3 separate regions of the Homo sapiens genome follow, and regions 2 and 3 are each linked to region 1. A link is a loop called in an ENCODE intact Hi-C map of the cell type or tissue named here. Cell type or tissue: GM12878. All regions are shown on one strand. Links, peaks and the distances in the headings refer to the core of each region. The heading gives the core; the rest is flanking DNA. Region 1 overlaps DOK6 (docking protein 6). Region 2 overlaps RTTN (rotatin). Region 3 has its middle 70 kb from the start of LINC01910.

Region 1 (7,872 bases), core at 1,953-6,952:
TCAGTTTGTATGGGGAACATCATGGTTTAAGCTCACAGCTGTGAATCATAGATTCTCCATGTCTGGTCCATGCATGGACTTTATGGAACCCGTGTATTCCCTGACTTCTTTTCTCATTTATGTATCTATGGCTTTCATTGATTTGTCAAGAACTATTGTTTTAATTAATGGTTTTCTTCCCAGAGTACATGTAATGTCCTTGTAAGAATAACAATAGCTAATAATTATTAAGTATATTCTACTTGTCAGTATGCCTGTAAGACTTGAATTAATTTATTTTTCTTCACAATAATCAGATGCAGCAAATAGTATTCACACCGATTTTACAAATGAGAAAATCATGGTAAGATAGTTTAAGAAATTGTCGAAGCTCATACATCTCATTAGTGACAGAGCAAGAATTCAAATGTCAAAACGCCTATGCAAAGTCTATACTGTTAACCAGAAAGCTAAGCTTTCTGAAAATGTAGCTGGTTTTATCCTGCAGAACATATTCTGCCTATGGGTTTCCATGTATCTTCTTAGTATACATATCTTGCAACCAAGGTCTAGCTTATAAGTTATTTTTGCCGTAGTTTAAAATTATTTACCATATTTTTATTGAAGGGGGATTTCAAATTTAGTAAAACTAATCAAAAATTTCCTATTTTGTTTTCCTTTAAAGCCTATTTTACACAAAGCAGAACCTATCTAAATACATTTTAACTTATGAAACAGAAGTTTACTTATTGAATGAGAGGAAAACGTCTAATTACTCAGTGATGGTCAGGGTGCCCTTTTCACTCTCAAATTCTGGCAAAATATATGCTTAGTGGAGACAATAAGGAGTATATGTTGAAGAAATGATTGTGAGACCATTTAACAAATATTTCAACTCTAAACAAAAAAGTCCTGTACTAAGTACCGAGTAAGGGAAACAGAATTTGAAGTGACCTTTCCCTGGCTCACCAATGGTTTTAGGATTTAGAGGAACAAGAGAGTATAAATATGGAAAAGTAATATTGAAAGTCTTATAAGAAAACATAAATGAAAAGAGACTATTAATTTAGCAGTGACTTTGATCTAATCATAACTAGAGGAATATAAGAAAGTTATCTCCCAAATCAAAAAAAAAAAAGTACAAAATGGTTTCATATCCTCTCCTCTAAAAAATTAGTCCAAACATAAAATCTCTGAAAATGAAATTAATTGACTTGAGTTCAGCACCGTGTCTAGTACAATGGTAGTATGGTCTTGAGTAAGCCAGTTAGATACCTAGGATTATCTCTCAGTGTGGAAATAATAATACCTCTTCACTTACATATCATGAAGGTCACATGAAATTTTCTCTTTGCACAGTTCTAGAACACTTTAAAACTTTAGTGTACTTTTGTACACCATTTTAAAGTAACCCTACTCCCCAGCAAAGACATTTAAAAACTGATCATGCTTTTTGCCATGTTAAAAAAATAAGAGTTGTCAAGATACTTGAATTTTAGTCCCGGTAATTTCACAATCTAAGTTGTGACTTCAGCATGTCATTTAAGTTTTCCAGTTCACAAGCCAAACAAGTGAATTAGATAAGATGATCTTTAATACTCATTTCTTTTCTGTGAATTGAATACTGTGTAAGGAGAGGAGGAAATTTTCATTCACCAGAAATAATGTATTTGATAGTATTTATTTATTCAATAACTATTTATTGGCTGCTGACTCTTTGCTTGGACTTAGAGAAATGAACAAGAGAAATAAAGCCCAGACCCTGAGAGAACTTTCTAGATGGGGAGACAGACAACAGACAAGTAAACAAATAAATAGGTAATTTCAGAAAATAATAAGCACAATGAACAAAAACAAGACAGGGTAAGAGTTTTTTTATTAGCAGATTCCTTTACCATATTACTGGTAAAATTAAACATCCTTGGTATTTTGTAATTTTTTCCCCTTTCTTAAAATGTCTTTCCTTCTCAGTAAACTCTTTCGACCTATGTGCTTAATTTCCTCCCCAAGTAATCTCCTTCTTAATTTTCTCCATGTTCACTGACTTCTTCCTGCCGCAGACAGCCAGGCACACCTGTTTCTTATGCTATTTACTGCCACATCTGCCAGCCCCAGGTGGGCTCCAGTTGACACAATCCAGGTGCAAACATGCAGTGCACACACTCTGTGGCTCTTAGTTCTGCTCCATGGCTTTCCTGTTGACACCGGGGCTTAGAATTCCATGTGACCCTGATGGGTACTTATGCATGGACAACTAGAAAGTGTAGGGATGTTAACGAGCCATAGTATAAACCTTTCTCTAATGCGAGGTGGAAACCAGAGATTCGATATTTTTCTCTTTTTTTCTCCTCATATGGATTGGCTTGAGGCACAGTTTTGTGGCATTTTACAAGACAACTGTGCAGGACGTAGAAATGTTTTGCTCTGAGATGTGTATAAGCGTAATAATTCATCATTATATTGGCTTTCCCTTTCTTACCTGTCCCTTAGTGCTCCTTCCGTAATTGTCCTATCTAATAAAGTAGTACCACTTATGCCTTTGCTTCAGGCTTTGCATTTTCTAACTATTTGTGCTTCCATGGAACCAGGAATGGCTTTAGACAACACACCCTCAGGACAGATTTTAGGAGTTGGATTACTCCCCTATGTGACAGCAACGAGGATCTGATTTCTGGTTGTAAACACATGGTGATAACTCTAGGCATGTGGTAGCATCACAATTACCAACACTTCCTCTTGTGGTTAACTGAGATGTGGTGCAGGTGGAAGAAGATGTGTTGGGATCCTCAGTAGCCGCATACCTAGACTTCCCTACCCAGACAGAGGACTCAGTGTTACACTCAGCATCTCCAACCCTAAGAAAGAGGTGCAATGTTGGGGGTTTCTTTGGATTTTGGAAACAACATATATCATAATATTTCAGAATATTTTTTCAATGCATTTATTGCTTTACTTAGAAGGTTGCCCGTTTTCAGTGGAGTCCAGAGCAAGAAAGGGCTCTTCAGCATGTGCTGGCTCTGCTGCAAGCTTTCTGTCCCTGGAAGTCTGTGACACAGTAGAGATAGTGCTGCTGATGTCTGCGGTATGGAAGAATGGTGAGTAGAGGTCTCCAGCAAGCCCCAATAGGAATTCTGTAATGCAGACACCTAGAGATTTGGAATGAGTTCATGCCTTTTATGGAGAACTGTCCTCCATTGTAAAATTGTCTGTAGCATGATTCTGGCACTAGTGGGGACTGATTATTGGACCATGGGGTACCAAGTACTTATGTGACAGAAGCCACCCTTTGTAAGTTGAAAAACTGACCAAATCTTAAAATGAGGTGGACATAGCAGCAGTCCACTTTATAATGGAATATTCGGGATCAAGCCCTAACTAGTACAGATGACACAAGATATTATGAGGACAAGTGGCACAGACCCCCTTGTCACACGTCCTTAATTAATGCCCTGGCACCTTTCTTCTGTCTATGTATATGGCCTCATAGAGGATTCCCTGTGAACTACTGAAGAAAAAGGAAGCCATCCAGGCACATCCAGGCATGGCTCACAAATAGTTAACAAGGTAGTCTATGCTGGCGAAAAGTTGATTTTTGCTGCATTTAACTCCACTCATGAATGTCCCAGGAGGACAATAGCAAAGAAGAGTTGTCTTAGTGACCAGAGTTGTTTGCCTTGGGCTCTGCTTTCTGGGGCAACATTGGTTTGCTGTCTTCAAAGATCTGCTTATGTTCCCTCTCACTTCTGCTAGCTGCTCTTCTTGCAGTTACTGTATCACTCCTTGCAACTGTCAGTATTTGCCTTAAACTTATGATCAGGGCTACCAGAAATACAATGATTATAAGCCACATTTTCGGTTCCAGTACTGTAGAGTACATTCATTTATGCAAAGGAAGTCTGGTTCAATGAAGTTCAAAGTCAGCTGAAAGGCCAAAAAAAAGGATGCAAAGGCAAAATGCAGACTGGGAAGTGAGGGTCTAAGTAAATGAGGTGAGTTGACTTTGGTGGAGTAGATGGTGTGTTTATAGGATGATTGTGTACATAGATGCCTTAAAGGAACTTTGTTTTAGTTCTGAATGGCAGCACCATCTCCCCACCGCCATACCCCTCTCCTCACTCTGGGACCCTGGGTCATTACCCAGAGCAGTCAGCAGGGAGCTCCCCAAGCTTGGCCTCCGCTCTGTGCACCCTGTGATCTGTCTTAACCAGGTTATTCTTGTCTTCCACTTGTCATAAACCTACCTAAATGACAACCCACTGATCGTTATTATTTAAAGCTTATTTAAAGCAGTGTTTTCATTGACAAAGAGTTCACAAGAGATGTTCAGGAAAATAAATTTTCACGGTCACGTGAGTTTAGGAAATGCAATGTAACATGTCTCCCTTTTTTGAAAATTTGTCAGGCACATTTACATATTAAAAGGCCTTAAAAAGAGAGTAAAAGGAAATAAAAAGATACTTTTATCCTTATTTAATTCAGTGATTACCAAATGTATAAGCCTACATAATTCCATTTTATCTTTGTTTTAAATACCATCTCCACTCCTTCCCCCGCAAATGTTTCATCCCTCTCTCATCATTCAGGGAGAAAGAAAAGTCATCATAATAACTTTGAAGTATTCCTGTGGTACATTAGTGTTCAAAGAATTTTGGAGTTGAAAAGGACCTTAGAGAATATCTAATCTATTGGGTCACAAACATTTTATCACCAAAAACCATTTTACTTAAATCTCTCCACATATATACAAGTTTTAAAAGACAACTTCTACCACTTAGAAAATTATAATATTCTCTCTCTTTTTTTTTAAACCAGCAAAGGGGTAGAGAGCTGCCTTCCAAAGCCTTTTATTAACATTGAGTTATATATTTATTCTGGCACTTTAATAATACTTTGAGCAAAAAAATCAAAGGACCTTGACATTTCGGTTGGCAAACTTTTAAGTTTTTTTTTTTAATGACTTCTTATTTCTATGATCTCATAAGGATAGGAGATCTATATTATGCCCGTCCTCAACTATTTATTGATAACATACCTTGGTTTCAAAAAGTTGAGCGTCGTACTCTAGGCCCACTGCTGTTTGATAGAACTCAGAGCTCCTAATTCCCTGATCAATATTCTTCCTATTGCCTTTGATGTTTCTTTAGAGCAGAAGTTGGCAAACTTTTTCTGTAAGTCAGATAGTAAACATTTTAGCATGTGTGTCATAAAGTCTCTGTTGAAACCATTCAACCTCATTGTTGTAGTGCGGAAGCAGTGATAGACAATATGTAACAAATGGGTATGACTGTGTTCTAATAAAACTTTATTTACAGAAACAGGCCACAGGCTGTGAGCCACAGTTTGCCAACCCTTCCTGTAGAGCACTTTGCCATACACTTGCCTGATTATAAGAATTATCTGGCCTATGAAGTAAAATATGGATTCCACTATCTCTTCTGATTCTGATTGAGGATAAGGCCTATAAATCTGTGTCCTTTTCAAACACATCAGGTGATTTTTATTTTTGGAGGAACAAGTTTGTCAAACATTGATTTGGGTATACTTATTCTTTTTTTTTTTGTAATATTAGAAAACCACATGTATTTATTTCCAGGCTGAAGTATTTAGTATTTTCCAATTTGTACCAGATCAAGTTTGAGTCAAAGAAACTGAATATTTGGCTTCAGTTTGGTTTAACAGATTAATTTGAATCAAATCATTGGCTTGTGGTGCTTGTAGTTTAGTTTATGGTACTGCTTCTTATATGAACCCTTAAATGATTTATTCCTGGTTCATTTGCGGTTCTTCAATGGGAATAGCTTGAAGAAGGATCCAGAATCATTCTCTAAAGGATTTGATGCCTGTTTAAGAAAATATGTTAATGTACACTGTATATAATATACTTGTTTTTATATATACATACAGTATAACCTCACAAGAGAAATTATGGCTAGTTAGAAGTGGGGATTTATAAAGGAATTAAAAGTAATCAATATTAACATGATGTTGTACAGTTGAAAAAGTACATTTTTCTCATTTGATATTTATAATCCTGGGAGGTCTTTTTGTTTTTTCTTTTTTTATAGCTGAAGAAATTCAGGCTGAAATCACAAAGCTGGTAAATGGAATTGGGACAGAAACTGAAGACTTTAAATCTCAAATTATGTGTTCTTTCTCCTGCAGTCTAGAAGATGCAAATAAAAGAGGCATAATAGCAGAAGTTAGGAAAAACAGATGAACCAAGGAAAAGCTTTTTATGAGTGTCCATCGCTCCAGTGATCCCTGATCCAAACAGAATCCTAGACTCTTAAGAGCTACTTCTACACTGTCTTAAAACAAAGCTTGAAAAAATATCTCTAAGTGTCCTCCCATCCTCTGCTCTCTTAGAGAAAACCTTTTACAGCACTGAAGGACCTTCTGCAGCTTGAAAAATCCAAATCAAGAGTCCACACTTGATAAGGCCATGGAGGGATTCTGTAGAGAGGAGGACTCGGCCGATGAGGAAGGGAGGGCTCCTGAGGATTTGGCAGAGCTGGGTCCTCACCTGCCTTCTCTATAAAGTCTTTCCCAGTTTTCCTTTTCATAGCTTTCTGAAAACCTGGTCAACTCTTCTTTGAGTCCTCGTGCAGCCTTTTCATGGTTCTTTTAATACTTTTCATACACTGCCCTCTTGTAAGGTGTTACAGGATCCTAATGAATGCCTTCTGTATTGTTGTATTCCATACTAGTTAGGGCCTAACAAAAGCATGGCATCGAATTGTGTAGAGGTGACTGATAAATACAAGAAGGAAAGAAGAAAGAGTGGGGAGGAAATAAGGGGAAAGGAAGACAGAAAGAAAGAGAAAGGAGAGAAAAAGTCAACAGAGCATGAGACATAGCATTACTAATTGGCTGAGGAATATCAAAGTTAGTATCTCTACCCTATTATTTTCCTATTTCTTTCCTGTCCCAAAGCTAAGCAAGAGTGGAATTATCTCCCCAAAGTCCCTTGTCCTCCTCTGATTGTTACAGCTGGATCAGGGTCCTATTAATTGATGATGAGGGTCACTTGCCTGTTTCCCCAGGTAACCATGAGCACCTTGAGCTAAGTCCCCTTTCTTAGATACCATTTTAACCAGTTCCCCTGACTCCAGCCTTTCTGCTCATTTTATTGCATACACAAATGTCAGGTTAACCTGCAGCACAGTTGTAGTAAACAGACAAAGGCTTGCGATGTCTCCACACTGCCCAGGATGGCCTGCATACTTGAGCTGATCTACTAGCCCTTTGCAATTCACAATGATGTGCAAAATATTGCCTCAATCTGGTATTCCTCACTCTTTGTTAATTCTGTCTTTCAAAATACATTCTGAAAATACATCTCAAAGAGAATCTCACAGTCCTCAAAATCTCTTAAAATTTCCTGTTTCCCTGATATGTGGTATTCCTCTCATTCTTATTTCATGAGAGGTACAATTGTATAAAAAAAGTGCTTGCAAGCCTGAAAGATGTACCCTTTGCCACATTCAGTTCTATGCCCTTAGGTAATTTGCTTAGCCATTAGGAATCTGTGTTTCCAAATCTTCAGAAAAGTGTCTTAGTCCCTTTTTGCATGCTGGCAACAAGTGAAAAACTACCCTGCTTGTAGCAGAAGCTTAAACTCCTGTGATGAATGACAGAAGCAACAGCATCTAACCCTGGGGGCACAGAGAGACAGGGACTGAGAAGAGTAAGGGACAGGGCAGTTGGATCCAGATGGGCTTCTGTTTTTGTACGATCATGATCCCTTCTTTACTTGTTAGTATGACCAGCAAGACATTAAAAAATATTTCCTTTTTCCAAGACCATATAAGGAAATAAAACTATTTAGCAATCTGATCTCTCTTCAGAATGCTTTTCATTAAATGATATGAGTATTTATTGCTTAATAGTGGA
Region 2 (7,872 bases), core at 1,743-6,742, 450 kb after region 1:
ATAACAATGTTTCCTGGGTACATGTCATCCCCTGTAGGCCATAAGCCCAAGAATACTAAATTGGATTATCTGTGAATCTCCAATATTTAGACACTCAACAAATGTTTACAGAAATGAACTGAGAAAATTACATCAATAATCCATCTCTAATCAATAGATTTCTTGTTATAATCAACTCTAAAATTGGTTGTTAAAGTTTCAGGGATACGGATTTCTGACACTAGTCTTCAAACTAAACCCAGTTATGAAACCATCCACATTCAGGAGTCTTAACTCCTAGTCAGACTGTGGGAAACTGGTCTGAAAAACACTGGACAGTTGGGAGCCACAATACAGTTTCGTGTCAACTGAATATTGGCTCTGTTTTCTCTTCTTGGCAGAGAATGTAGTATGCAGGGTTTTTGTTTTTAGAGACAGGGTTTTGTTCTGTCACCCAGGCTGCAGCACAGTGACACAATCATAGCTTACTGTGGCCTCAAACTCCTGGGCTCAAGCAATCCTCCTGCCTCAGTCTCCTGAGTAGCTAGGGACTACAGGTGCATGCCACCATTCCAGGCCAATTTTTAAAATTTTTTTTAGAGATGGGGTCTCACTATGTTGCCCAGGCTAGTCTCAAACTCCTGGGCTCAAGTGATCCTCTCACCTCAGCCTCCCCAAGTGTTGGGATTACAGGCATGAGCCACCACACCCAGCTGGGATGTAGCTTTGAATGAGGCTGAGTTTGACTCAAGAACAAGACCAATGTTTGTAAATATCCCTCTGAAAAGTTAGTGTCCTGAATATAAAAGAGCTGTGACACACCAAAGACTGACACAGCAGGAACTGGGTTCTCATATCCAGCAGGGGCCTGGTATCAAGGCCCCTGGTAGGAGTGCTAGATGTCAAGGGAAGACAGGCCGAGATACTTCATCTGCTCCTCCTCTTGGTGACCACCCCACTTCCAGTATGCTTCTGCATCCACAGAAAAATAAAAGGGGACTTATGCTATGAAAATTAAGGCTTTATTTCTAACTGTATTTACTTATGATATTAAGACCAAAAGGATAACTCAAATGTTTTGCACATTTTAATGAATCAGTCAAGACAGATGGAGCACTTACTTTCTCTGTGGTAGGGGTTGGGAGAAACATTTTTTAAAATATAAAAAATGTAGTCCTGTCAGAAACAAACATTCTACACAGGAAGATTAAGTTAAATGGTAAGAAATAATGCAAATATGGAAAATAACCTAATTTAGTGGTAAGACATTAAATGTTAGTGTCTTTAAAAGGAAGATTAAAATGGGAATTGCAGTGGTTGGTAAAATTATTTAATACTTTAAAAAAATAAATTGTTTTAAATTATTTACTTCCTATCTTGTCCGAGAAAAGATTTAAGGCCCATTACAAGGAAAGGTAAATTGTAACATGATAGTAAATGCATATCAGGAATAAAAGAAAGAAAAAAGCCAGAGATATGGAAAAAGTGCAACCATGAATAAAGCTTAGAAGGTAAGCTGGGTGTGGCAGCATGTGCCTGGGGTCCCAGCTACTCAGGAGGCTGAGGCAAGCGTATCACTTGAGCCCAGGAACTCAAGGCCAGCCTGGACAACACAGTGAGACCCCATCTTTTTTTTTTTTTAAGTACATACAGAAAAAGTCACAATTGATAAAAGGGCTCTACTTTCTGGCATCTAACAATAAAAGGGAAACTCAGCTATAATATTATTCATAATTCATATATGCATATTATTACTATTCACAAGTACAACAATTCTATGTCATGACATGAAGTAGGAATTTATGCTACTGTGCAGAGGAAGGAGAGGAAAAGGAGTAGTAATTATAAAGAGAATGCTTCAGAAAGCCTATGAAACAAGAGCACTAGCGGGCATTAATTTAGACTGCAGGCAGGAAAACAAAGTGCAAAGCAATAGAAGCAATTCTCTTTGTTAAAAAAAAAAAATCAAATATTTACCTCAACCAAAATAAAATTTTAACAAAGCTCCTAAACATGCTGTTTCATGCTATATCCTCCACAACACTATGAAAGGGACACTAAAATAAGTAAATGAAACATTTTGTTGAATAAGATTATTATTCATAATTCTACCAAAGACTGTTTGAATTTTAAAATACTGGCTATGTGGCCCCTTTTTCATGGTTGCAAAGGACCATGTGCCCCACTAGCTGCACCCAGAGACAACCATCTTGTTTCCTTCTTGCAGAAGCTGTTTCTACTTTGGAATTTCAGACCCCACTAAACTTTCTTAAAATTGGATGACAGATATACTGAGTTAACTATTTTCACTGCCAAGGAAGGACACTTACACAAACAAAAATAACCAAAAAAAAAAAAAGACTGAAAAGAGAGGAAGAAAATCTGAGTTTATTAAAAAGCATACAAGATTGTCCTTATTTATCTAATTTTTCCTAAGACTAGCAAAAGTTGTAATCAACTATTGTTTGGGACAGCAGTGGCTCTCCAACTTTTTTTATTTTGGCCAACTTAGCAAGGCCAAAACTCCAAAAGCTAACTTAAATCACTATTTTCCACTTTTTAGTAGAAAAGGATTTCCATGATGAAGACTGGAGAATAACAAAACCAATAAACTGCAGTAAGCATGCCACCAGCAACAAACAGGAACTTTACTATTTAATTTCTAAGAGAAAAATATGAACAGCTACATACGGTTCTGTATTACAACATAATGTCCCAGGAACTTTAATATACTCTGCCTTTATACTTATTTCAATAATTAAAAATTCATTGGTAGTACATCACCAAGTATATCCATGTACATGGGTCACTAGTTTAACAATGGGAGTAGAGATTATTTGTATTTGAGCCAAAAACAACATGTTTTAAAATGTAGTCTCCGGATAACAGGTACCAAAACTACTACACTATTAATATAACTATTAATCCTGCATATTCCCTCCAGTTTTGTCTCCTGGTTTTATTACAACATGGAAAGTAGATAAGCAGCCATTATCAGAAGGCAATGTTAAAGAAATTACGAGCAAATTACAAGCCTGGGATTTACAATGACTGGTAGGGTTACCCTGGGTTTGTAAAGTTTGGAGAGGTAAGCCTTCCAAGAGTTAAATGCTACCTGGGCCTTGACAACCACCTGGATTCATGCTTCGGGTCATGTGCGGAAACTTGCCCTTGCTACGGTTCAGCTTGTTTCACTAACTCCTCTAAGAGTATAGTCTAATTAAAACTTAAAAATAAACCTTAGATTTATACAGGATTTTGAGGAGTGAGGTGTAGCAATATGATAAATATATCCCTATAAGGTGAAAATATATGGATAGGTAAAAGGACAGAAACAGCACATCTTATATCCCCAATAAGTGTACTTTTGTATCTTCCAAATTACCTAAAACTGCAGCAACATGGATGGAGGTGGAGGCCATTATCTAAGTGAACTAACTCAAAAATAGAAAATCAAATATTGCGTGTTCTCACGTATAAGTGGGAGCTAACCAATGAATACACATGGACATAAAGACAGACATAACAGACACTGAGACTCCCAAGGAGGGAGTGGGGGAGGCGGCTGAGGTTATAAATTACCTAACTGGGTACAATGTTCAATATTTGGGTAATGAGTACACGAGAACCCCAATCCCCACCACCATTACGCAATATACTTATGTAACAAACATGTACATATATCCCATGAAGCTAGAATTTTTTTAATGTAAGCTATAAAAATGTTAGGTAACCATTTACTGATGTGATATTCAGAACATGAAAAAGAAAGTTAACCCAACAGAAAACAAAGCAAGATACACTATAACCCGCACTGTGCACTAACCTAGAAAAGGAAAAAAAGATGTTAACATCAACACATATTTAACTATCTACAAATTTGTTTATTATTACTAAATTAGAGAAGTAATACAGCAAAGTGGGTAAGAGACTGCCTAGACTCAAAGCAAAGGCGTACCACTGACTAGCTGTGTGATTTAGGACAAACTATTTAAACTCTCTATGCAAAAGTTCCTAAGCTTAGAAAATAAGGATAGTAACAGTTCACAACTCAAACAATTATACAAGTTACTATGTCTTACATTTCTAGAAGGGTGCCTAAAACATAGTAAACATATGTTAACTATTATTATTTGCTTTAAATTATTGTGAACACTATAGAGAAGAATTTTTAAGTCTGGTCGGCATAAGAACAAATTCTACGTTCTATTTTAAGAGGCCCTTGCTGTCTTGTATATAGTTTCATCAATAATGAAATATACTACTTATACTGAAAATTTATCACCAATTAATTTGAAACATCTACTAGGTTGATAATTGTTTAAAATCACCCACCTGCCAAGTATAATCCTTTATAATTTCTGTAGGCATTGGAATTACAAGGAGATTCTGAAGAATAAATGCCGCCTGAAAATGTAAAAAAAAAAAAAAAAAAAAAAAAAAAAAAAAAAAAAAAGGTCAATACTGCCATCTTGTGGTCATCTCTGAAATAACCAATATATTGTAATTAATAGCAAAAGACATCTCTGGTCAACTGCACATGCTGAGAGGTCATTATGAGAATTGTCAAACTGTATTTCTTGTTAGGTGATGACCTTCTTAGGTAATGACCTTGTTAGGTAATGACCTAACAGCATATGAAATTATTTCATCAGGAAATATATCTTTTCCTATTTCAGAATTCAGCTTTATTAAAAAATGATTTGTATAACATAAATTCTTCTGGTAGCATTTAAGAAATATAATTTTAGGTTTCTACTATCCCCTTTCAGATTACACACACACACACACACAAACACACGCACCCCTCTGCCCCGCTTTCTCCCTTCTCTTATACAGACTCCTTTCAATAAAAACTTGCTAACTAGAAATACAAACCACAAATGTCCAACTTGACTAGATCCTGAAGATGATCAAATTAAATAATCATACAAATAGGAGCATTGATTGTCTGCTTAATGAAAGATGAAATAACCATAATGGGAGAATGACAGGATTAACAAGAGGATTCTAAGAAACTGACATTTCCAACCATGATAACTAGAAGTGATGGAAAAGCTTTAAAGTTGATAAATCAAGAAGCAGCCATAAATATAAACATCACTACTTAAAAACATGAAGGCAAACAGCAACAAAACTAGCCTTTTGAGCTTGGAACTGGCGACTGCTAATGGTGGACCCAGGAGCTGCTGTTTTTTTTCATAAGCCTCTAAGTACAATTTGATTATTGTTTTAAAACCATTTACATGAATCATTACTTTAACAAAAGCAGCAATAAAAAAAAACCACAAGCTATTCAGAAAGAATTAAAATAGGGTTTATTTTTCCCTCTCATGTTATATGATAAATACTACAAAGAGTTATTTTGACAGCCTCTTATCTATACTAAAGCTTCATAAATATCAGAGACCCATAAATGCTGAGATAATATAAAAGTAATTTTTCCTGTGAACTACCTTTCAATGCATAATAAAAAAAGTTCACATTAAAATATAGTATATTCCGATTTTATCTTATCGGAAGGAAGGACTCCAGTTTTTCCTGTGCATGAATACCTTTTAAATCCTCTACTGTCATTTTGTTTGGGTGTTCACAGACAGAAGAGATCATGGTCAGTGGTCAGTCCACCATGTTGAGCGGCAGTCAAGTATCGCTTACGGATACCATCACAAAGAATTTCTAAGGAAAAAAAGGAGAAAAGACAGACATACCTCCCGGCGCACCATACTACATTCTGACTGGTCCAGAAGAATGTTCACCACAGTTCCCCAGAGCCCACCGGAAATGTTCTGACAACTGTTTGCTAAGGCCACACAGCCCGTTTCAAGGGTGGTCAGTGCTGATCCTAATCCCAGTGAAGTGAATCTCACCTGTTCAAATTAAAGAGAAAGTTGTTGAATCAAATAAGCCTTTTTCCTAACATGAATTCTTAGTTTTTCTGGTACATAAATATCACACTTTAAAAAAATCCATTGGTTTTATGATCCTAAATTATAAGAGACACCTATAGAAGACAGTGTCCTCCATTCCATGATTCAAGAAAGCAGTAATATAGGAAAAATTAAATATAAGCAAATTTCAAAGCAAAGTAAAACTGGGTATAAAAAGATGCATAAAAATTATAGTTTGCAAGCCTTTTTCTAAGGAAAGCATAGGGCACTTACATTTTATGAACACAATTTCAATTCTTCATTCTTAAAAAAGGTAGCTATTCTTTGTTCTACCTTTCTTAATTTTTTATTGTTTCTTCCAAATAAATGATTTTAACTTTCTTAAAACTTCTAAACAAAGAGGCAATTATCATTTTACAAGGCATTTCGTATTTTCCTCAAAAGTTATTCAAGAGAAAAACGTTCCCAAATAAGATTGATGTGGTATAATATGCTTGCTGTAGAACCACTGCTGTTCAAGCCACACGTTTTGGTAAATTTCTGAATTCGAATCCAAAAATATAGTTTCAATGACAGCTATAGAATTTTTTAAAAATGCAGTCATAAAATTGTCAAGTAGTAAGTCCAAGTTCAATGTGACTAAAAAATGTATTTCAAATATTTCTATAAATAAGATTTTATTGTAATAGCATATTTTACTTGAAAAAAGTAAACTGGCTAAAACTGGAAAGAAATAATACAAAATTTTGTATTGTAATGCAAATGCAATTTTTTGCATTTAATTTAATTTCATTATATGACACTTAAGTGTTGCATGTCTATAATTTCCAGATCCTTTTTATTTTTTTCAAAATTGCTAAGCTTCTCCAATAATTTTCCACTCTTCTGAAGGTAATAGATACTATAACCTTTTCTCTTTTATATTTTCAATCTATACTCGAACAAATTTGATTGAAAATGAGGGTGCTGTGTACTGAACTGTGTCTCCTCAAGACTCGTATGTTGAAGCCCTAATCCCCAACCTGTATTTGGAGACAGAGCTATTAGGTGATTACAGTTAAATGAGGTTATAAGGGTGGGACCCTACTGCACTAGGAATGGTGGCCTCAGGAAGGAGAGAAATCTTTCTCCATGTGCGTGCTCCAAGGAGAGGTCATATGAGCACACAGTGAGAAGGTGGCCCTCTGTAAATCAGGAAGAGTGCCCTACCAGAAACCAACCATGTTGACACTCTGATCTTGGACTTGCAGCCTCTATAACTGTAAGAAATAAATTTCTGTTTTTAAGCCACCCAGACAATGGTATTTTGTTATGGAAGCCTGAGCACACTAATACAGATTTTTGTACCAAGGAGTGGGGATGCTGCTGAAACAAATGCCTAAACACATGAAAGTGACTTTGGCACTGGGTAATGGGTTACAGGCTAGAAGAGTTTTGAGGTGGATGCCAGAAACGTAGACATGGGTAATTCTCATGAGATCTCAGACAAAAATGAGGAAAGTGTTATTTAAAAAAGGTTATTTGAGGAAAGGCAATCCTTGTTATAAAGTAGCAAGAAAACTGGTTAAGCTGTGGTCATGTTCTAGTGTTTTGTGAAAGGCAGAACTTGTGAGCAATGAAATTGGATATTTAGCTGAGAAGATTTCTAAGCAAAGTGTTGAAAAATTGGCTTGGTTCCTCCTGATTGCTTATAGCAAAATGCAAAGGGAGAGAGATGAATTAAAGAAGGAATTAAGAATGGGTAAGCAAAAAGAAACAAGAACAAGATTTGAAAAATTCTCAGCCTATCTGTGCAAAAAAAATGAGAAAGCTTGTTCTAAAGAGAACATGGAGGGTGTGGCTGAATACCCATTTAAGAAAAAGATCACGGGTGCAATTCATGGACTTAATCAGACATCTCAGCAGAAGCCAGGAATAGAGATGGGATTATATCAGCAAAGACATTGCCAGTTTGAACTAAAGAGGACAGAGAAAGATGCAGAGAATGAAGGAAAGCTGTTGG
Region 3 (7,872 bases), core at 1,320-6,319, 820 kb after region 1:
TAGGGAGTTGTAAAAATACATATGCCAAGAGTTTTTCTTGTAATACTTTCCCTATCATGACAGTATTTATTTTTGGCCCACAAAATTTACTGTAATTTAGTAGTGTTGATATTTTCAGTCTGTAATTCTAGTCACAAAGGCAGTACTTAGCAAAGTAACGTCTTGTTCTCTATCAATTGTGGGGCGGGGGTGGAAATGCAACCCGATGTTGTAAGACCCCGAAGTCCAGAAGATACAGTATTTCAGGTGCATTCACTCTAAGTATGCGGTTATTTCTTCCATTTGGGGCACCTTTCTCCTGTTCCTCCCATTTCTATAAACAACGCCATTTTATTAACGTCACATTTTATTTGGGGTCAGCTGCTCCTTATTTAGCTATAGCTCATTGTCCTCACCATCAATTTACATTTCAAAATACCTTACGTGTGACTCTCTCCGCCATCTGCATTTCACCACCTTTGTCTTCTGCTTCCCTGAAGATGGCGGTGGCCTCCTGGGCACCTTTTCTGCTCCTCTCCTCCTCTGCCCTCCCTGCTAGGCTCGCCCTCTCCTCTTCAGAAGCCCTCTGCCACGGATTGTCTTCTGACCAGTGGCTCCTCGTGGGTCTGTGATGATCAGGCAGAAATTGGGATAAGAGTTCAAAAATGTTTATGACAATTAGAGCAATGTTATGTATGTTTGGATCTAAGAATACAAATTTTGGCTTGTATTTTTGTAGTTGGTCTTGTTTCCACTTCGTGTTCTAGAAATTTATTTCTACCATCTATTACAGCAGCACTGGTCAGTGATGGATTGGAAGAAAACTCGCCCTTCACGACGGAAGGTTTGAGGAGCACAGCTTTACTCCTTCCTGCTGGGTTCATCCTTCCTAAGCATCCTTGTTTTGTGAATTATTCCCTTACTCAACGATTTTAATGTCTTCTCGTTTTCCATTGTATCACGTTGTATTAGTCCGTTCTCATGCTGCTAGGAAGAAATACCTGAGACTGGGTAATTTATAAAGAAAAGAGGTTTAATTGACTCAAATTCCGCGGGGCTGGGGAGACCTCAGGAAACTTACAATCATGGCAGAAGGCACCTGTTCACAGGGCTGCAGGAGAGAGGATGAGTGCCAGCAGGGGAAATGCCAGGTGCTTATAAAACCATCAGATCTCACTCACTATCATGAAAACAGCTTAGGGGAAACCACCCCCATGATTCAATTACCTCCCACAGGGTCCCTCTTGTGACACTTGGGGATTACGGGGATTACAATTCAAGGTGTGATTTTGGTGGGGACACAGCCAAACCATATCCCATGTCTAAACTCGCTGTGGAGTTTCTAGTGAATTTAACTTCAGCCCAGCTGTCCAGCCTTCTTCTTAATTCAGCTCACCAGGCTCTCCAGGGCCTTTGCTTAGGTGGAGAGGTCCGCGCATGCATGCACACAGCGTCTCCCACTCCTTTCTTAGGTTCCTGAGCCAACCCCGCCCCAGATGCCGATCCCTCTCTGTGACCCATCCAAATGGAACCATTGCTTCAACGTCCACTTCAGGTTTTTTCTCCTACGGAAGCTTCCTGCTCATCCCAAACCTTACTGGTCTTCCGGTCAGCTCAGTTCCCACGGTGGTCACCATGACAACAGGTCAGCACAGGCAGCTTGCATGGGCCGAGGGCCTCATGTGCCCCGCCCCTGTGGTCTCTGGGCAGCATCTCCGGTACTTCTCACGCCAGCCTACGAGGTAGCTGCTATTTTCACCTCCATTTTATGGATGAGGAAACTGAGACACAAGATGTTAAGTCTCATGCCATTGGTCAAAGAGGCTGTAAGGGGTGTGGAGGGGATCACAGCAGTCTTGACTGTTTTTTTGATTTCTCTGCGAGGTAGCTAATAGGAACTCTAGTTTACAGAGGAGGACATTTAAAGTTCGATGCCCTGGGCCACAGGCTGGGGAAGCATTGATTTGAACCCAGGTCACTTGTGTTAGTGTCCTTAGGCTGTGGTAACAAATCACTACAATCCAGGTGGCTTCATACAGCAGATTTATCATCTCACGGTGCTGGAGGCCAGAAGTCTGAAATCAAGGTGTTGGCAGGGTTGGTTCCATCTGGTGGCTCAGCGAGAGAATCTGTTCCACGCTTCTCCCTCTTGGAACAGCTTCTGGTGGCTGCCAGCAAGCCTCAGCATTCCTGGCCTTGTAGCTGATTCACACCCATCTCTGTGTCTGTGTTCACAGAGGTCTCCCTCTGTGACGATCTGTGCCTAAACTCCCTCTCCTTTTCGTTTATAAGGAATGCATTTAGGGCCCACTCTAAACAGAGTGATCTCATCCTCGAGATCCTTAATTACATCTGCAAAGACCCTATTTCCAAGTAATGTCACACTCACAAGCCATGGAAGTTAGGACTTGAACGTATCTTTCTGGAGGGTGTTACTCAATTTACATCAGTCTCGCTATCAAGTCCACATCCTTTCCACACTGTGCTGTTGTGCAATCACTTTGTGCCATTAAGTTTCCTATTTGATCACATACTCTCTATGCGTAGACTCAGTGTTTGACAGGCTCAGGATTTATTTAAGCTGTTGTAGTTAAGAACCATGCTTTATCCATCATCGGCAGTCCCTCAGTGCGATAAGGCATCCTCGGATGGGAGAACCTTCCAGAATTCTCCATCACAGCAAGTAGACAGTTAGGTAACATCATCTATGGATAAAGCCATTCTTATGTGTAGGCAAAAGAAAATGTATTCCTCCACACAAAAAAGGATGCCTATTGGGAGTACCGGGAAGGAACTAATAATTATTTAGCTTCCACTACATGCTAGGCCCTGTCATGCATTTTGCTTTATTCTTATTTAATTAACATTTTGTCCATTAAAGTTCAGAGCAGCAAGAAAAGAAATGAAGTACCCCAAATAGCTAAATTGTAGTTGGTTTGGGCATAGCAGGTTAGGCTAGCAAGATGGAAGAAAACAACTTTTGTGATTCATTATGAAAAACAATTATTGAAAAATAATTGAATCTTAAGGTATTGTGGGTCTTACTAATTGAATATGCTTTCATTGAAAAGACAAAAACCCAGTGCTGTGAGAGAACCTTTGTTTTTGTATTGCCATTCACCGGAAAAGCTTTTTAAACTCAATAATAAAACTGTGAATAACTTTTAGTACTAAAGTTTCAGTCATTCTTTCTTTGGTGACTTCACTTGAGGGAAGTTAAAAAAAGTGGCAGTAATTCTGAGCACAACAAAGACTTAGAATTTCAAAACTCGATTTGCATTTTAAACATTCAGGAGTAAGGACTTTTGTTTGTTTGCTTATGGTTTTTTTTACGTAGCCCTTGAGGATGCAATGTTAAAAGACAGCACTTTTAGATGAAAATGATGGGTCATGTAATTGGAGGCTGGCTGGGTTGGTGGTGGGGGTCCGCAGGAAGGACTCCCCCGGGATATTCCGCTTCGGAGTTGTTTTTAAGTGGATTGTTCCTCAAAGAGAATGAAGAGTAAATATACTTCAAGTTTAATGCTCTCTTGAAAAGCAGCAAAGATTGCTTTTTAAAATAACTAAATCTGTGATGAGGGATAAGGGAAAAGGCCTGGTATTCTCTTCTGTTTGCCCTTTGATAACTTGTTTTTGTTTGAAGCTCTGTTTTGTGGATCTATGTTCTTGAACACATTTCTGTTTTAAAATCTCTCCTCTCCTGCTGTGAATTGTCTGACTTGGTTTTGATAGTGCACTAGGCTGGAGGTTTGAGGACTATTTAGTCATGAGAATGGCCAAGGAAGGGCTGTTGTTGGTTTATCAGTAGCACCCCCTTGTGGCGATTCTATGCATTTCCTAATTCTAAGTAGCTGAAACGTTTCAAGGACAAGTTTAATTTGATTTATACACAATATTTTCTTCTATTTTTCATGTTGTTAGTTTAATTACTTTTCTCTCTTACTCTAACATTTAGTCCAGCCTAAGATCCATTCTTTCCACTTTAAATTTAGGGATGAAGCCTGTGGCTTGGAACAGACCGGGGTTCATATGAGGATTGAAGGCATTTTAATAACACTGAACACCAAGTCACTGCCAAAAGTCTGTGCCAAATCTTCGCACTTGCTTGATTTTAAACACTTGAATATTTAATTCTAAAATACACTTTTCTCAAAACAAAAGTATTTTAAATTGCTGTTATTGTTACTTAATGGTACAGTATTCCCTTTATCTTTATTCGTACTCAGAAAATAAATTCTGAGGGCTTTCTTATTAACCACTAAAACGTATACTGTGTGCAACACCTTATACAGTCTACTCAAATGCTGGATGAGATTATTTGGAAATTAAGTTGCTTGAGTGAAAATCCCATATGGGAGAGCTGCGGATACCTTAGAGCAAATTGGAGCTGCATTGGCTTTACATTTCTTTTAAAACCTCCGTATTTCAATCAGAGAACTAAAACTGAGCATTAATGCATTTCACATGGGCTGAATATCTGGTTTTGAGCTTTGCTATAACTCTAGATATTTTGGTATGGTAATTAAACTAATGTTAAAAGTGCATCTTGACAACTTCTTACTTTTTTGCCATTATAGTCTCCTATTTCTGTAACCACTTTTCCACACGCCCCTCGAGGTTTTGCCTTGTTTGAATAATTTAGATTAGGAGGTCATTCAGAGATCATTTAAAATACAATTTTGCCCAGACTACATTACATATTACTTTTGGAGGACACTAAATGAATGCTTACTTGTAGAAATAATCAGGGCGATTGGTTTAGAGGCTCAGGGCCTCATTCTTTATGAGCCTCAAATACTGCGAGTACCAGGGTTGGGGGAGTAGGGCAGTGACTCACAAGGCAGCTTCTGGGAGGAAAGAAGGAAGTCAGGTGGTGCCCACAAAAGTACTTTGCATTATACTCAATCTATTGTACTCAACTATTCTCCATGCAGAGCACATTGATCCTATGCCACTGATTGATATAGCTTCATGATTTTTATGAATGCTCCTTCCCTTATATTCCCACAGGACTGATTTTGTTGACTTTTTAAAAATTCAATTTCATACATTGGGGAAGTCCATAGTGTGATTTGTGCTAGTGGGCTTTGATTATTTTCAAAACTTAAATCCTATATTTAAAAGAACTTTCTACGAGTGTTTTTGAAAAGTATATGTATATATATATATATATATATATATATATATATATATATACACACACACATTTAATACATATGTATATATGTATTACGTATACATATACATATATACATATGTATATATGTATTACGTATACATATACATATATACATATGTATATATGTATTACGTATACATATACATATATACATATGTATTAAATCCTGGGGCCTGATAAAATAAATTTAGGTATTTTTAACTAATTAGAAGAGGAAGGTATCTGAGGCAGGAAAATAGGGTATAGAGGCGGGGAACATAAGGGCGATTCACACTTCAGCTATGACAGGAAATATTCTATCCAGTTACATAAGGCGTAGGCTGAGTAAATGACTTTATTACTTTACTTCATCCTCTTCATTTACATAGGGCGAACACCAAGTAACCAGTGGAAACCTCTAGAGGGCATTTAAACCCCCCACAATTTTGTAACGGGGCCCTTGAGCCTCTGTGCTTGGGCCCACTCCTGCACTGTGGAGTGTACTTTCATGTTCAATAGATCTCTGCTTTTGTTGCTTCATTCTTTCCTTGCTTTGTTTGTGCGTTTTGTCCAATTCTTTGTTCAAGACGCCAAGAACCTGGACATCCTCCACTGATAACAGTATCAGGGACATGGGCTGTGCTTATTCATATACATTTGTCAATGGTTGGAGGCTACTGCCCACCTCTGTGATCACTCTGGAGAAGAGAATCTTGAAGATAATTGTAATTTGGATTCCCTTCACTCCAAAGTACTGTCTTGTCTTGAATTGGGACTTTAAAGAGGCAATGGAGAGGATGCATTGAGAATGACCAAACTGTAATCACATAAGGAGCTTAACAGCACTCTGCTCTATACCTTTCTCTCTTTTTAGGCAGGTTCTGGCATCAAAATGTCTGGATTTTAATTCAGCGTGCCGTTTACTACCTCGATCAGTTATGTTGCTATGTAACAAATTACCCCAAAACTTAACAGCCCAAAACAGCATACTGTTTTGGAGAGAGAGGATTCCTGTGGCTCAGGAATCCAGGTGTAGTTTCCTTGGGTCCTCTTCTGGCTCAGGGTGTCTCACAAGGCTGCAGTCAAAGTGTCAGCTTGGGCTCTGGCTTCATCTGACGGCTCAGCAGGGGGAGAATCCACTGAGAGACTCACTCAAGTGGCTGTTGGCAGGCCTCAGGTCAGGTTGGCCAGAGACATCAGTTTCTTGTCACATGGGGTGCTCCACTGAGCAGCTCTCAACATGGTAGCTGGCTTCTCCCAGAGTGCGTGAGAAAGGGAGTGAGGGTGAACAAAGACCGTCAGAAAGGTAGAAGTTAGAGCCTTTTTGTAACCTAATCTTAAAAGTGATATCCCATTACTTTTACCACATTTCATTTGTTAAACGTGCGGCACTAGGTCCAGCTCACATTCAACAGAAGGCAATAGCGGGATGCCGGGGGTCCTGAGGACACCTCAGAGGCTGCCGACCACACTACCAGGGTCATTGTCTCTGTCACTAATGTCTCTGGTATTGGGTTCTCTTGTGTCAAATGACTAAAATAATGATTCCTACTTTAGTGAGCACTGAATAACCTAATAAGACACTTAGAGCTGTACCTGGCCTATAGTTAGAGGCCAATTAAATTGTGGTGTTAACAACATCCCCATTTTATAAAGGAAGAAGTAAGATTACACTGAATTTACGGGACTTATCTGGAGTCCTGCAACTCAGAAGGAAGGAGGCTGCTGGGATGTGAACCCAGGGCTGCCTGACTCCAAAGCCCATTGCCTTAACCACTGTTCTGTCCTAATCACCACGGAGGCTTGGATGCGATTCCATCTCCATATGTGTAACAGGTAGTCAGAGTTGCATTCCTACTTGAATATTGTTTTCATCAATGACTTCTGTGTGGATAAGGCCACCAGCCAACTTCCTTTCTTTATCAAATTTGAGAGGCTGGGCGCAGTGGCTCAGGCCTGTAATCCCAGCACTTTGGGAGGCTGAGATGGGTGGATCACCCGAGGTCAGGGGTTCAAGACTAGCCTGGCCAACATGCCAAAACTCCGTCTCTACTAAAAAAATACAAAAATTAGCCGAGTGTGGTGGTGGGCGCCTGTAGTCCCAGCTACTCAGGAGGCAGAGGCAGGGTGAATTGCTTGAACCCAGGAGGCGGGGCTTGCAGTGAGCCGAGATCGCACCATTGCACTCCAGTCTGGGCAACAGAGCGAGACTCTGTCTCAAAAAAAAAAAAAAAATTTGATTTGATTTGTCAGTGTTAATTAGCGCAGCTGACTTACCTGCTGCCTTGGGAAACATTTCGGTTTTCCTAGTACTGTCTTTTTCTTCATCTCTCTGGCCTCTAAATGTTGAAGTACTTTTGGCTCAATCCTTGGGCTTCCCTTTTTTAAAATCTGTGCTCCTTCTTGCTGCTGCGATACAGTCTCACGGATTTAAATATAATCTTTCTGAAAATGACTCCCAAGTTTATAATTTAAGTCCAGGTCTATCTCTTGATTTTCATACATGCTTATCCAGCTGCCTACTAGGATCTCTGCTCGGGTGATCTCCACTCGTCTAACGTGTCTAAATCGTGTCATGTTCAAAATGAATTCCTGGTCTTCCTGCTGAAAGCTTTCAGTTTATTTTTCCATGTTTTTTATTTTTTTCTTCATTGCTTTTAGCACCTTCTCACATATTACATATTTTGCATTTAAACAAATTTTTAACTTATTTTTATTAATATATTTCACTCATG

The links. Hi-C counts contacts between places; a loop is a spot of excess contacts. Peaks named below come from ENCODE experiments on the same cell type or tissue, not always from the same donor. Only the 100,000 strongest peaks of a DNase experiment are listed, where the experiment ranks them.
Region 2: a loop joins it to region 1, with 6 times the contacts of the local background. A loop is called at or near these places in 37 of 110 quality-filtered maps.
Region 3: it touches region 1 in a loop (2.3-fold over the local background); 3 of 110 quality-filtered maps call a loop at or near these places.

Annotation. Positions count from the first base shown.
Region 1 is chr18:69,632,962-69,640,833 of GRCh38, forward strand. All of the region lies in intron 3 of DOK6 (docking protein 6), which reads left to right. Among named protein-coding and RNA genes, the nearest start is that of DOK6, 240 kb to the left of the region's middle. In GM12878, for the core only: a CTCF peak has its summit at 4,140; no DNase peak of the experiment used is centred there.
Region 2 is chr18:70,082,299-70,090,170 of GRCh38, forward strand. RTTN (rotatin) reads right to left here. Exons shown (of 49, transcript NM_173630.4): 31 at 5,691-5,849; 32 at 4,315-4,386. Among named protein-coding and RNA genes, the nearest start is that of RTTN, 120 kb to the right of the region's middle. In GM12878, for the core only: a CTCF peak has its summit at 4,450 (motif pointing left); a DNase peak (open chromatin) is centred at 4,483.
Region 3 is chr18:70,451,115-70,458,986 of GRCh38, forward strand. No RefSeq gene overlaps it. Among named protein-coding and RNA genes, the nearest start is that of LINC01910, 70 kb to the left of the region's middle. In GM12878, for the core only: a CTCF peak has its summit at 3,798 (motif pointing left); a DNase peak (open chromatin) is centred at 3,796.